Regions from separate parts of the Homo sapiens genome. Here region 1 is linked to region 2. Evidence: chromatin loops called from intact Hi-C (ENCODE). Cell type or tissue: Calu3. All regions are shown on one strand.

Region 1 (5,000 bases), 390 kb after region 2:
TTCCCTTACTGCATTTGAACACTGTACTGTTTCTAGATACATTTTTAATATTGCTTTATCTCTCAAGTCTATAGGTGATGATGAATCCTGTGTTTTTTCACCTGTCTATAGCTGCATATAAATTCTGAGTATTGCAAAAATATCAAGAAAACATGAGAAAAGTTAAAAGTGAGCTCAGGTCAGTGGAATTCATCCATCTGGCTGCCAATTACAGTCTGAAAAGTAAAAATAGTCCAAACAAGCCCAAATAACTTTTATTTTTTCAAAGGACAGTGGGGACCCCTGGATTAGAATGCAAGAGACATGAGGCATTCTTCTTGGCAGGAAACTGGACAATTAACATCGCCACTTCCATTTCAAGCGTAGGCTGCCAGATCTCTCTGCTTAGTTATAGAGGCCTCTGAGTGACTCTAGTTAGGGGCCGAGCGCACTTGAACGCCTTGCAACTGTCTATGTGTGGGATGGAGATAGTTCTGGGGACAGAAGCCTGTTTCATAAGGAGCATGCTGCTCATTAACATGCGCTTTCTGACTTGGGCCTTATCCTGCAGGCCCAAGGCTGGAGAAATCAAACTGTGAATAACTACTTTTCTGTAAGACCCCTTTATGATGATTTTTTTCCCTCTTACTGGGATGTTGATTTTACTAGTGCAAAGGCAAATTTACAGCTCAACAAAGAGGAAACCATGGTGGCCCAAATTGTTAATTAGTAGAGTATATAATTGTCTTTATTAAGTTACATCACTTATCCTATCTTTTGCCTTTTGCCCTTTCCCCCTCGTATTTTTGTTGCAATCTGGAATGTTTTAAAGATGTTTACTACATGATTCTTTCAACAGGCAAAATGAGATATTTTTGTCATGTCAAGTTAAGAAGTCTTAACCCATTAAATCATACTTGAAGCTTCACATTTTTCACTTGCATATAAAGACAAAAAGCATGCAAAAATAATTCGTTGAGTTTTCTTTTGAAATGAATGTTCACCAGAAGTTTGAGGTCAGAATTTTGATTAGTTTTTACCATATGTAGTACTGAACTCTGTAAACCCATGTTATTTTCTCTGCCTTTTTGCTTTCTTGGGAACTGATCATGACAGCATTTAGATGACATCAGAACCCATGTTGGTAAAATAAATGTCATCCCAAAGAACCCTTTAAACAGCAGGTATAAGTGATGATATGGTTTGTTTCTGGTATATTTGTAACCTTCAATTTTATTGATTTGAAACTTCTATATGTTATTTCTTTCATTTAGCTAAGTTGAATTCTGAATTTAACTGGGTTAGAGATCGTCATCACAAAAGTGCCATACTCAGAAGCATATTTAAAATATGTACTAGTTGGGACCTTGCAGATCTTGGTTTAGTCTCAATTCAGCCACTTGGGAACTATGTGCCCTTGGGCATGATAGTTCATCTTTCAAGGCTTCATTTCTTTCTTGTATGTAGAAAATAGGGGTAATTAATGGCATCTCTTTCAGAGGACTATCATCAGCTCTTAGTACAATTTCAGACACTAAGTGCTTTAAAAATGTAGTGGTATTGGTGAAGAAAGACCATGAGATTTTTTCCTTGTGAGAACTGCTTTCTGTGGGCCATTTTATTATAACCTCAGCTTGTGAGCATGCCCATCAGAATGCTGTTGGGCAAGGCGTCCTGCAGGCTGGGTCAGTGTTAAGTAATAGTGAATGCCAAGGACTTGAGATAGGGGAGAGTTCAGAGGGGCATCCACTCCCCAAAAAAGGTTCTCGGACTATTGCCAACCCACAAACAACCTGCTGAATTCTGGGCAAGAATAAAATGCAGTCCTCTCTCCGTGCTTTTTCCCTGTCACCTCTCTGGTTGAATTCTCTGTGTGAGCCCACAGAATGGGGTCTGACAGGCCTGCTTGATTCTGTTTGAACCCACTCAGCAAATTAACCACTCTAAGTTACTTTGCTAAAAGGGGGAGATTTCAGGGGACATTAGCTGGAGGCGATGGGCAAACAACAACTTCTCTATATTTATTTTTCTCCCACCCACATTCCTTGCATTAGGGCAATTAGTTAAGCTAGATGGATAAACTAACTGGGTAACCCACTAAATTTCCAAGTCTTTCACAACCTTTCCTTACACCTGGCAACTTGTACACCATGTCTTCCGCATTCTGTGGGCTGCATAGACCTGCCCTGCTACATTGCGGAAGGGGTCAGCACTAGGTTTAAGTAGATCATGGGGGTGGCGAGGCATCATGGAGGCTGACTACCAGGTATGTCGAGGTGGAAACCATTTCTGTTAATACCTTATCTGAAAGAGTCTCAGCATTTGTGATGGAATTTTGGCAAATTTCCTGCTGCTATGTCAACATCGATTTTGTCATTGCTTCTCCTTCTGTGGAATGGAGCTCTAGGATCTTTACATAAACTGCAGTGTCAAGAGGCAGGGTGTTGAACTTCTGGTTTTGTATGATCAGTATTGTAATGTGATAATTATAGTCTATACTACAAATATGTTCATTATTCTTCATGCTTTCTGCCATGGTCAGCTGTGGCTTTTATTTTAAATTTAATTTGCTCAACCAGACACACAGTGTAGCAGACGCTATTACCGTATTTCAGTTTTTGGTGCTGTAGTGAGACTTTGAAATTCTAGGAATTGAGTAGATAACACAAGTGTGATGTGGGAAAGGTCCCTGGGAAACAACAGTGATTCTATTAGGCTGGTGCACAAATAATTGTGGGTTTTGCCATTACTGTTGTACCCACATAATAGCTCAGTGCATGCAATTTACAAAGTAATAAGTGAAATGCTCCCCATAGTTGACTATAACATTTCCTCATTTTTCTCTGAATTTGCTTTTTAAAAAACTCTTCCCCTTGCCATTCCCTTCCCCATTCCAGATTGTAACTGCTTCTTTCCAGCTGCATCAGAAGAAGGGGACTTTCCATGTAGGTGTTATTCTCAGAAAAGGCCAGAAAAGACCAGGTCATGGTGGGGATGATTTGCTCCAAGCATAAAAGAGAATTGTGATGGTTCAGGAAGACTGGAAAATAACGAGACTGGAAAGAAATGAGAAGGGCTTCAGAGGAATGGCACATTGAAATAAAAGGAAGTGGTAAGAACAGGAAAACAAGTGGAATGAAAGGAGCACACAGTGGGCAGGGATGATTGGATAGACTGTGGAATAAAGATAATTTGGGAAAAAAATGGGCAGAAAATAAGAGAGGTTTCATGGTTCCATTATTGTATATTCTATTCCTCCTACTAGGTTAACATTTCCCAGAGGGGTTGGGTGGAGACGGGGAAAGCCTTTTTGCCCTGTTGTGGTCCATGTGCCCTTCTGCTGGCAGATCCACTTGGAACAAATCTCCATGTGAATACATCTCCTACTCTTTTCCTATTTGGAGTTTCCTGATGCTTTTGTCTACCTCTTGTGCTGGATTAGAGCATCCACTGCCAGCATGCATTAATGTGATAAACAAAATAAAAGTGAAGTCTTAAGTAGAACTTTGCAAGGAGTAGCAGTACACTATACGGAGGTATTAGGTTTTTTTGAATATGACTTGAAGTTGTTAAAATGATATTTTAGAGTTTTGATGTGCTTAAAAACTGGAAATTGAGAATTTTTTTTTTTATTTTTTGTTTTAAGTTAAAAATTAAGCACAAGATGCCAGGCATGGGAGGATCACTTTGTGAGGCCAAGGCGAGAGGATTGCTTGAGCCCAGGAGTTCAAGACCAGCCTGGACAGCATAGCAAGACCCCATCTCTGACAAAAAAAATTAGCTGGATGTGGTGGGCATGCCTGTAATCCCAGCTACTTGGGAAGCTGAGATGGGAGCATTGTTTGAAGCCAGGAGGTCAAAACTGCAGTGAGTGTTGATCATGCCACTGCCCTTTCGCCTAGATGACAGAGTGAGACCGACTCAAAAAAAAAAAAAAAAAAAAAAAAAAAAGCACTAGAAAGTTGGGAGAGAGGGCAGCACTTTTCCTTTATTGCTGGGTTAGTATGCCTTTGTCAAAAGCAGCTTGTTTTAAATGAAGATGTCATGCTTATTTCAAGTCCTCTTAAAACCAAATTCACTCTCATATCCCCTTGGTATGTAATAAAAAGCAATATATATAAATATATATATATATATATGGCATTTCTGTGAAATAATCAACTCTTGCTTTCTAGACTTATTAGAATTACCTCATGAAAGCAACATGAGGAAGTGAGTGGGAAGAACTAGGTCTACAACAGTTAAAAATTTTTTTTCATAAATGCATTTATTACTGCTTCTCTTAATTCACATGGTGAACTTCCATTGACCTTTTTTCCTTTTTATTTGAAAAGACACAAATTATTGTATGGAACAGTACGATCTTTCAAACCAGGAGGGATGGAGAAACTGCCATATTTTAGGTTCACTGAGTTCCTCAAAACTATTTAAGTGTCTTGCCAAGCACATTTTTAAAAAATTCATATTTAGTCTTTCAGGAAGATTTATCTTTTGTTGGAATGTTGCTCCAAGGAACTCTGTAATATACCAGCATCTCTTGAAAGCTTTGTTAAAAATGATGTGTTACTTAAGTGAAAAATGGTTATGGGTGCCTTAATTATTCAGCTATCAAGTGTTTTTTTTTTTTTTTTTTTTTTTTTGACACACTGACAGCATTCGTATTATTTACTACTTACACTATCATCCATGGGAAGATGGCTCCAATGTACTTGTAGACAGTTTTCAATTTGAAAACTATATCTTCATTTCATTGAAGAATTTCATGTCTGGGAAGTACTATTCCCTATAGAGTTTAATCTCTGGGTATAGTGGTCTCAACATCATCTACAACATTACGCATGAGGACTGTTTAGAGTAAGTTAGGTAAGTTGCTATTGCATTAGCATTCCTCTGAAGAAAGATGATCTTTTAGGTAGTAAACATACATGCATCATAGAATCAGTAGGATTTCCTGATCTGCCTGACTCTGCAGTGCTTCCATGCCTGTTTTCTGTGTCATTTCTTCATTTTCTTTTCTTTTA
Region 2 (5,000 bases):
GCATAGTGCCCTTTAACCTTCTGTTAATTTTTGAAAACCTCCAACCCAATCCAAACCAGACAAAACTAACAGCAAATGACCAACAAGAGTATTCAACAGAGAGCTTTCCCGCTTCCTTAGACAGGCGCATCCACGAAAGTGATGGCTTTTCCTGTTTTATGATTATGCCAGATTATTTCATTACACATGTATTTCTTTTTTATATCTTTCTGCCACCCCCTGTCACCACTACCACCAATTTTGTTCTCTGTTGATTCCTCTTAAATCCTTAAGTAGGACCATGATGCAGTTGTCTGAGTCATCCTTCCCTGGGTTCCTATGACATTAAAAAAAAGGCTAAATTAAATGTCAGAAGAGACACTTTCTTTTCTTTGATAAACTATAGAAATAAACACGTCTCTTTTTTTCTTCCTGGGGTCAAAAGAATGGACAGTAAATTTGGAGCAGTGTTCCTCCTAAATTTGCCTTATATGTGATCTTTATTTTGAAATATTTACAAAATAATTTTGATCTTTAAACTCTTTCCCTCTATGTCCTTATAAAATAAAAATTTAAATAGTTTTACATGTTAGCCTTTTAAAATTAACTTTTTTCTGATTTATATATTATGACATAAAAATTGAAATTATATTATTATCGTTATAGAAATTTTAAAATTCGAAATATAAATTTACAGTGAATGAATGTTGTCTTGAAGTTTCTCTTGTTCCTTGTGTGGTGTTTCATTAAACTGTAATTCCGTATTACCTAAATTGAGGAAACGTTTTTCTCAGCTTTTCTTCATTGCCATTACCAAAGTGACTCAAAATCTTCAAAGCACAGTTAAAACACTGAATTGTGCCGTAATGAGAAGGGCCTTCTGCATAGGGAGTGTGACCCTCCCTCCTAGACTCTCTGTCTCTTGTCTTTGGCACTCATGACAGTTTAATAGTTAGAAGGCACCTTCAAGGTCCGTTAGGCCAACTTCTCATCAAATGTCCCAAGGTCTATATGCCCCTTACAGTTCAGCCATTCCCAAGAGGCAACCCATTCAGCTATTAAGTAGCTCGAAATGTCCAGGTTCTTTCTTCATTTGGTTAGAGATCTGCTTCTTACATTCTTTATGTCTTGGTCCTGCAACTGTAGTTCTTTATAGCATAATGCAGTGGTTCTCAGATTGTGGTCCCCAGACCAGCAGCATCGGCATCACCTGGGAACTTGCATGAACTGGAAAGTGTGGGCTTGGGTCTCATCAATCTGGTTTAGGAAGTTGAACTCCAGATGACAATGATGCACACTAAAGTCTGGGATGCACAGATGTCCTATAGTAGAAAGTGGGTGGGGCTTTGGAATGAGGAACCCCTGGCCCAGAAACCCAGATCCTGGCCCTCTGTGATCTTAGGGCAACCCCTCAGTTTTCTCCTGGTCAGATGGAGCTGATGGGGGCAGCTAATTCACAGGCGTGCTGACAGAATTCAATGATACCCCATAGGTAAAGCACAGAGCAGAAAATCCAACATACTGTGAGCACTCAAAATCGGCGTGTAGTGTTATAGAGTCATGCAACGCATTTATTGGATGCCTTTGAGTAACAGTCTACATAGAGTCCATGCGTTTGATAATTAACAAGTTGAGAAAAAAGTTTACATATAACACTCTAGACATGAAACTGTTAAATACCTTCATTTTACAGATGAAAAATCCGATATTCAGAGAGGCTAAGTGACATGTTCAAAGGCACACAGCTGGTCCTACAATTGATGCCTTAGCAGCCTGAGCTCCAATTCTTGATAAAATGCCCAGTGGTCACCTTAAATTTCTTCAGAACAGAGTGGGATATAAATAAGAAAGCAAATATAAGCAAATAAATAACCAGAACACCCAATAATGGGTACGAATGCTCAAATAATGTGAGCATGATGCAGTTACTTGAGTCATTCTTCACTGGATTCCTGTGACATAAAAGGAAGTCCTGTGATTGGTGTCTGGAAGTCCTGTAAGTGCCTCCCAGCCCCTGGCTCTTCAGTCAACACATGTTTATTTGTCACTTTAATGGAGCAATAAAATATCTAGTCCTGGGTCTGGTGATTACACAAGTAGGGACTTCAAATGTGTCAGTATATTATCTGAATTACTTTAATATTTTTGTACACAATTCTGAGGAGTACAAACAGATACAAAACTTTTATGGTACCAAGTGAAGTAGTCCAGTACCATGTCTTTTAGGTTAACCGAAATCCCAGGTATAACATTAAAAATTATATTCAGATATCATGAAATATGTGGGGGTATTTCTTGCCCTTACAGTTAACAAGAAATGAAGAGTCATTTTGCTGTGCCCTTGCCTGGGAGAACTAAAAGGTTATTTCTTGCCTTCATATGCCACAAAAGTCTGTTTCACAGACTGGAAGGAATAAGCATCTTTACTTTAAACAACCTGCTTCCAGTTTTGTGTGGCTGTTGATATTATAGAACCAGTGGCAGAGGCCAAGGCAGGAAAATGGGCTGGGTTACTTATAACTCTTTGAATGTGGACACATCAGCTTGCGGGAAGGAAACTATTTAAAATGGGGCTTAGGGAAAGGGGGAAAAAAATCCCCTTTTCCCATATGAGATTCTTCCACGGTGTTGTCATGCAATCTTGAAAACCTCCATAGAACAGTAGATCACTCTCATTGGATATATGCAAATTTTCTGAGACCCAGTGGTTTCCTGCCAGGAAAAACTTATAATAACAGAGCAAGAATGCAATTTGAGCCCTTGCTTTCTGAAATCCCTGAAAGAACAGACTCATTCTTGACAGGGCAATTTCAGCCCTTGACATTCCAGGAAATAGCTCCATAATGTCATTTGGGCTGGGCTTGTAACCAGTCCTAAGATGTGGAGACACAAATGCAGCATGTAAGATTTCAAATATCAGTTCAGGGACCATTCTTGATTTTCACAGGGAGTTTAACAACAAAAACCACCAACAGAAGAAAACACAAGCAAGACATCCTAATTAAATTTAACATTGTCACTACTAATTAAACCCAATATAGGAAGAGGAAGGGTTTCTGCCAAGAAATTACAGACACATCCTGAAGCCTATTTCCTTTCCATTTCCTAGGTACTGGGTCCATGCCATAACCAGGATGTGACACCCAAACAAGACTGTATTTTGATCATTAATATATACGCATAAGTTAACCCCACCCTGGGGCCTCAAAGGCCTTTATGAGATGTGCTGGTCTTCGCATTTCGATGTGTTTCATTTTCTCTGGGTTCAGTACAGTTGAAAAAGGTTATGAGACTCAGGTTAAAAGTCAGGAAACGGATCAGGGCCCTATACTATGACATCATTTTCTTGCAATGCAATGAAGCAATGACATTTCCTGGAGGAAAAATTATTAGAGATGACAGGCAGCCTCAGTTATCTCCAATATTTGGAGTGGAAGGTGTCAAGCCTGCAAGCCTCCAGCTCCAGCCTCCTTCCCTGCTCTTCCTTGGCTGGGCCTTCTCAAAGGTGAAGCGAGAGAGAAAGAGAGAGCGAGAGACCAAGCCCACTTCCATTTTTTTTAATAGTCCTGGTATATTTTTAAATGAAGATATGCTAAAACTTAGTTATAAAAACTGTGTGATTTTTCATTATTAAAGCAATTAACACTCTACAACAAAAAATATGTGTAATATAAGCTTGCAATTTACAAAATAGTTTCCAGATTTATTTTTTAAAGTGACATCTAGGCAGAGCTACCTGGTATGACTGTGCAGGTCGACCAAGGGGAAGAGCGGGGATTAAAATCTGGTTCACAATTGCCAAACCTGGTGCAGGGCTGTATCTGCCTTTTTCTGATTCACACAAATGTTACACCACAAGTGATAGGTTGTCTTACAATAGGGCATAGGTTTAAGTGAACGATGAACCAGTTTCGTGCTTTCAATCTTAAGTATCTCTCTGACTGTAGGAATAACATATCTTGGGGGTATCTCCAGAAGTATAAATTTAGGGAGCTGCCTAATTGTGAGTCCTGGGACAAATGAGCCTCCTGGCAGGTCACCCCAGGCACATAGGGAATCTTTTCAGATTTACAAAAAGGTGGTGTTGATGAGACAACACAGGCTGTGTGAAACACGTGGTTTGGAGAACAGGAGCCCTGGGCTAGGTTTCAGCCTGGCCAGGTGCTTTTGTGCAAATTGTACAATTGTAGTGACACTACTGGCCTCCCATATGGTAGACCTTGACCTGGACTCCACATGCAGACGGACCTGCTCCAGCTCTTAAAAACCAGTTTAGAGACCTGAATCGAAGCCAGAAGAGTTTAAGGGCTTAAGTCAACACACTGAGACTCCACATCAAACCACTCTTGCTTCTCCATCTCTGCCTTTATGACTGGGTTTAGATAACTGGGCTTCTGCTACATACCTCTGTTCCAGTGTCTGGGTGCCCGATGAGTAATGCCCGAAACTGGGTGTCTAGTCCACTTACCATGCCCCTTCTGGGGACTGCAGGAATGTTCCATAAACAACAAACTGAGGGCTCCAGCCTTTGGACTCTTTTTTCTTCTACTTGTCCTCCCACTTGGATTCTCCTGGGAGTTAGCAGAATCCATCAAGCAATAACTGCAAACATGATAGAAGAGAACAACTCCTTAATACTTTTTTTCCATTTCAAAACAAACTACTAAGACACTTTTACTTCAGTGAACGAGAGCAAGCAGGGGTGAGAAGTTTCTATTGCAAAAAAAAAAAAATCAAAGTTATGACTTCAGAAATGTAAATTCCTAGTATCCTTGATAGATTTATATATCTAAGCAATGTTTCTAGATATTGTCCTAGGTTTGCCAAACAGATTTAAGCTCTCTATGGCAGTTGAGTGGCTAGGTGTCAGCCCTCACGAATCAAGAGTGCTTCTATAAATCATTTCACAGTAATTGGATGGGACTTGCAGTGACAAATATGCTCTTTCCTGGAGAAATTAGCGAATATCTGAAAGGCTTATATATTTCCCCAAGATTAGTCAAAACACAAGCCTAGTCGTC

What was found. A loop is a pair of places that touch in the nucleus more often than their neighbours do. Peaks named below come from ENCODE experiments on the same cell type or tissue, not always from the same donor. Only the 100,000 strongest peaks of a DNase experiment are listed, where the experiment ranks them.
Region 1: a loop joins it to region 2, with 3 times the contacts of the local background. A loop is called at or near these places in 1 of 110 quality-filtered maps.

The regions. Positions count from the first base shown.
Region 1 is chr3:172,258,993-172,263,992 of GRCh38, forward strand. All of the region lies in intron 6 of FNDC3B (fibronectin type III domain containing 3B), which reads left to right. Among named protein-coding and RNA genes, the nearest start is that of GHSR, 190 kb to the right of the region's middle. In Calu3, no CTCF peak of the experiment used is centred here; DNase peaks (open chromatin) are centred at 1,669 and 2,209.
Region 2 is chr3:171,871,816-171,876,815 of GRCh38, forward strand. It overlaps TMEM212-AS1 (TMEM212 antisense RNA 1), which reads right to left. Exons shown (of 3, transcript NR_046852.1): 3 at 4,537-4,581. Among named protein-coding and RNA genes, the nearest start is that of TMEM212-AS1, 26 kb to the right of the region's middle. In Calu3, no CTCF peak of the experiment used is centred here; DNase peaks (open chromatin) are centred at 2,516, 2,646 and 4,236.